2 separate regions of the Homo sapiens genome follow, and region 2 is linked to region 1. Evidence: read pairs that join two places in POLR2A ChIA-PET (ENCODE). Cell type or tissue: B cell. All regions are shown on one strand.

Region 1 (2,500 bases):
CATTAGAAATGACAGCTAACAGAGAAAGGTAATTGCCCTGTTAAGGCATGTCAGGTATTATGTTAAAGTTTTACATATATCGTGGCTCCTAATTCATATTACCCCCATTTTACAGATGTGGAGACTGAGATTCAGAAAGGTGAAACCACTTGTGTGAGGTCCCCACTGTCCTTTAACCACAGCAATACTGCTTGCAAGACACAGAGGGCTCTTCTTTTAAAAAATCTTTTCTGGGCCGGAACCTGATAAAGAGTTTCCCAGCCAAGAGCAAACTTATGCAGTTAAAATTCAGTATAAAACACGAAAGAAGGGCTATGAGAATAGCTACCCCCTGCCCAGTTGTGTTGCAAGCTACCACTAGGCTAAGTTCGTAAGACACTTAAAAAAAAAAAAACCCCACTCAACGTCTCTTTCTTTTATTTTCATGAGGATAACAGCACTTCCTGCTCTTAAAGAGAATTTATTACACACATTTCTTTTGCAAGACAAGTCCCAGAGGCCAGGAGGCCCTTCCAGCTGGCGGAGCAGCAACGTTTCCAACTATAGAAGTGGATCCTGCCCCCCACCCCAGAGAAAGGCAGTGTGAGTCTCAGAAAGCAGGCACTTAGCCTAGCGGAAGGGCTCGCCCCAACCCGCCTGCCTCACAGGGTAGCAAAGGAACTGCTGGTGGGCTGGAAACTTGGCTCAAAACCACAAGGGCAAGCACAAAACCTTTTTTTGGATTCTCCTGTTTTATCTATCAAATTATGGGCATTTTGCATTTTACTGTACCATACGCCTTCATTGTTCTACTATAAAATGGCATTTCAAACATCTGGATAACACCTCTGCTCCTCAGAAGGCATCTTATTTATCCTGTGGTTTGGAGCCCCAACACAATCTGGCCACCCCTGTCTTTACCCTTCACCCAGGGTAGAAGGAGGATTCCATTTTTAAAAGCATGGGTTGAGCTAAGAAGCTGCATCTCCACTCGCTGTGTTTTTTGGGGGAGTGGGGGGTGGCACTCCATATAGAGGGACTTTCAAGGACACTGGGTCTGGGGGACACCCTCTTGCTGGCAGCAGAGGCTTCTCTCAGGCCCCTTCCCCAGGGACTAAGTGCTACACATTGGTGAAGGGCCTCAGTGGTACATGCAACTAGGGATGTACTAATTTGTCACCACAGCCTATAGAGGAGCTGACAGCTGAATCCCCACTCCCACCATCCAGGCTTCCAGCTCAGGGTGGCCTGCTTTACCCGACACTCCCCACCTCCTGCCCCACTCACCTCTGGGGTTCCCTTCACCCCCCAGGGCTCCATGAGTCTCGGGAAGGAGTCACATCTACAGATCATCAACTCCCTGGGAGGACCCAGGGCAGAACTCTATGATAAGGGCTCTGAGGCTCACTCGCCTGGGGTCACAGATGTCCTCGGGCAAAGCCTGGGTGTTTTGGCAAAGCCAGGCTGCACCTCCCATAACAGACACCTTCCTGTGTAGCACCTGCATCCTGCTGACAAAGGACAAGCTCCCCAGGGACAGGGCCTGTGCTTTCTGTCCCCAGCACTGAGCTAGGCCCACTAGGTACTCTTAAGCACTTGCTGATTTTGATCAGCATCAGCAGCTCCCGGTCCAGAGACCCAGGCCTCTGCCCACTGGCTGACTTCTGGGGACTCTGACTTCCTGAAAATGCAGCTTTCTACCTCAAGACAGCCTGCTTGGGGAAACCCCCACCGCTTGGCCTGCCCTTCCGCCTGTGTCTCTGCCCAGGCCAGAGGAGGACACTACCTCAAACAGTAGCCCTCCAAAACATGCGGCTGGCCTCCAGGTCTCTCCCAGAACTGTCCTTCACACCTCCGGCAAGTCCGGGGTGGGGCAAAAATTTGTTAATTCCCCAGCCCCTGTGGGAAGGACATGGAGTGGTGGACTGCCCCCACCCACACTCCCTGACGTTGCTTAGATCTTTGAACCAGGCTGGAGAGCCTCCCTCCCTCTCCTTCAACCTAGCCACAGCTTCCACTCCCCACCCCCTCAAAAATACTCAAAGAAGCTTCCAGGGAACAACCAAGCCAGGAACTCCTGTTTTAGGCAAAGGGAAGGGAAAAGTCTATGGCAGTTGTCTTTTTGCTTTTTTTGCTTTTTTTTGTTTTTGAGACAGAGTCTTGCTTTGTAGCTCAGGCTGGAGTGCAGTGGTGCAATCTCGGCTCACTGCAACCTCCGCCTCCTGGGCTCAAGTGATCCTCCTGCCTCAACCTCCTGAGTAGCTGGGATTACAGGTGTGCATCACCATGACCAGCTAATTTTTAAAATTTTTTTTAGTAGAGACAGGGTTTCACCATGTTGGCCAGGCTGGTCTTGAACTCCTGACCTAGAGTGATCTGCCTGCCTTGGCCTCCCAAAGTGCTGGGATTACAGGCATGAGCCACCGCACCGGGCCTATGGCAGTTGTTCTTAACCCTGGATCCCAATAGCAGGTCTTGTTAAAAAAGTACAGGTACTAGGGGGCACAGTGGCTCACGCCTG
Region 2 (2,500 bases), 240 kb after region 1:
CTAACTAACAGTAATTTGATGGCTGCAAATCTCAGTTCAAATCTCTTTCACCCCAGTGTGAGGTGAGCTGTAACAGAGAAGAAACCTAAATAATACAACATTCCTGTATAATGGTATTTCAAAGAATCGTGTTCATAGTGTCTGTATGTAAACTGAACTTGAAGAAAATATATTGAAATTAAAGCTGTATAATGGGCCATTTACTGAGTGTTTCTTATGGATGCTGTAGAAGAAATTAACTTTTCTTGGCCATATAGATGTTTAAATTTTCACTAATGTCTTCTTGAAAAACCTTATTAAAAAAAAAGACCCTTTGAAAAATGTTTTTATTTTTGAAGAGAAAAAAAGTTGGTATGTCCTAAGTTCTGGTATCAATGTGCCTTGGTATAACAAAATATTTATTTCTGTATCATAGCAAATTCTCTAAGTGGAGAAAGGATAGTAAAAAAATAATCTTTCGTAAGTCAAATAGCCTTTCAAGGTGAAATATTTTGGGAGAAAAATAGCATATTAGGCCAGTTTTAGATTTAACCTCTGATACAGATTGAGAGACTGGTCCATGAGTCTGGTTAATCAAGGGCAGTGTGATGGATGGTGAGAGTTTGTCCAACAAGGCAGTAAGGCCACTTCAAAATTTAGGGAGGCTACTGTCATTCTAGGGGAGGAGACTGGGTTCATTAGCCCAAGAGGATTCTAGCAGACTGGTTTGGGCCACAGGTTGTGAAGCCCAGTGGTCTGCAGAGGTGAGCAAGTGGACATGTCCATGTCAGTCCAAAGGTACAGCAGGTTACAGACTGCAAGAGCCTAGTTGTTCTTGAGGTGATCCCAAAACCATGGTATCAGTAACAATGGTTGTAAGCCAGTCAGTCTTGGACAGTAAGTTCATAAATTGAGAAAGCTGATAGTTAAGAGAACCAAATTCAGAACAGGTAGAAGGGAGCAAGTAGGCCAGCAGGAGTAACCCCACAACATGCCTGTCACCACTGATGTAAACATGCACTAATTGTTCTCTGCCCTGTTACCACCTCTCTCCTAAGGGCAATTGGTAGGTAAGGACTCACTATTGCATTTTGGTACTCAGTGTTCAAACAGTAGACTTCCAAGCCATAATTTATTCATTCTTGAAGCTAAAACAAAGGCATTTCGGCCGGGCATGGTGGCTCGTGCCTGTAATCCCAGCAATTTGGGAGGCCAAGGCGAGTGTATCACTTTAGCTCAGGAGTTCGAGACCAGCCTGGCCAACATGGCAAAACCCTGTCTCTACAAAAAATACAAAAATTAGTTGGGCATGTTGGAGCACACCAGTAATCCCAGCTACTTGGGAGGCTGAGGCAAGAGAATCACTTGAACCCAGGAGACAGAGGTTGCAGTGAGCCAAGATCATGACACTGCACTCCAGCCTGGGTGACAGAGTGAGAATCTGCCAAAAAAAAAAAAAAAAAAAAAAAAGCATTTCTGGGGAGTTTTAGTAACTTCTCATTCATTTTTAAATAATAGGTTAACTGAAAGAGCAAAAAAGAGACGCACTTCTTCACAATCTATTGGACAAGTTATGCCTAATAGCAGGCAAGAGGATCCAGGTCCTATTCAAGTAAGGCAAGAAGCTACACATTAAAATATGGCCTCTTTTAACATTACTTCTTTTTTCCTTTTCTCTATCTTTAGGGCTCTAATACTTTTTTGTTTGTTTGTTTTGTTTTTTTGAGAGAGGATCTCTCTCTGTTGCCCAGACTGGAGTGCAGTGGTACGATCTCAGCTCACTGCAGCCTCGACCTCCTGGGCCCAAGCAATGCTCCCACCTCAGCCTCCCAAGTAGCTGAGACTTCAGGCACATGCCACCATGCCCAGCTAATTTTGTTCATTTTTTTGTAGCGACAAAGTCTCACTATGTTGCCCAGGCTGGTCTCAAACTCCTGAGCTCAAGGGATCCTTCCGCCTCAGCTTCCCAAAGTGCTAGGATTACAGGTGTGAGCCAACGCACCCAGCCTCTAACACTTCTAAAAATGTGCTTTAAGTTTCTTTTTTTCTTCCTGAGTTGAAAATAGGCCATTATTTTCTAAGTGCTTTCACAATTAATTAAGTTCATATATCTTAATTTATCACAATTAATTAAGTTCATATATCTTAATTTATGTATTTAACATGTGACTTAGGCAGAGTAAGTTAAGATTTCCACCTTTGAAAGTCACAAGAAGTTTTGTTTTTTTCACTCCCAAAAAATGTTTTTAATATCTTTATGGATTAAAAACAATTGCCAAATAAACACAACTTATTTTCACTAGAAAAAATAATCAAAATAATCGATGTAGTTCATCCCCCTCCCAACTTTTGTTTTGTTTTGTTTTTGGCTTATTTTGCATTATTCATCGCTAATGGGACCTCACAACTTTTTACATAGGAAATTGATTTATTCAAAATTGAAGCACAATGTTAATTATAATAACAAAAAACTGAAAACAATACAAACCTGTCCAAAAGCAGATGACTAAGTACATTAGGG

Evidence for each region. Peaks named below come from ENCODE experiments on the same cell type or tissue, not always from the same donor. Only the 100,000 strongest peaks of a DNase experiment are listed, where the experiment ranks them.
Region 2: POLR2A ChIA-PET joins it to region 1 with 6 read pairs; 2 of 35 experiments call an interaction of 5 or more read pairs at or near these places.

The regions. Positions count from the first base shown.
Region 1 is chr5:134,543,305-134,545,804 of GRCh38, reverse strand. All of the region lies in intron 3 of JADE2 (jade family PHD finger 2), which reads right to left. Among named protein-coding and RNA genes, the nearest start is that of JADE2, 19 kb to the right of the region's middle. RefSeq lists enhancers at 645-984, 1,245-1,344, 1,405-1,674, 1,775-2,004, 2,105-2,204. In B cell, no CTCF peak of the experiment used is centred here; DNase peaks (open chromatin) are centred at 554 and 1,534; H3K4me3 peaks cover 2,060 bases; H3K27ac peaks cover 2,500 bases.
Region 2 is chr5:134,305,700-134,308,199 of GRCh38, reverse strand. CDKL3 (cyclin dependent kinase like 3) reads left to right here. Exons shown (of 13, transcript NM_001113575.2): 9 at 1-62; 10 at 1,498-1,591. Among named protein-coding and RNA genes, the nearest start is that of CDKL3, 60 kb to the left of the region's middle. In B cell, no CTCF peak of the experiment used is centred here; no DNase peak of the experiment used is centred here.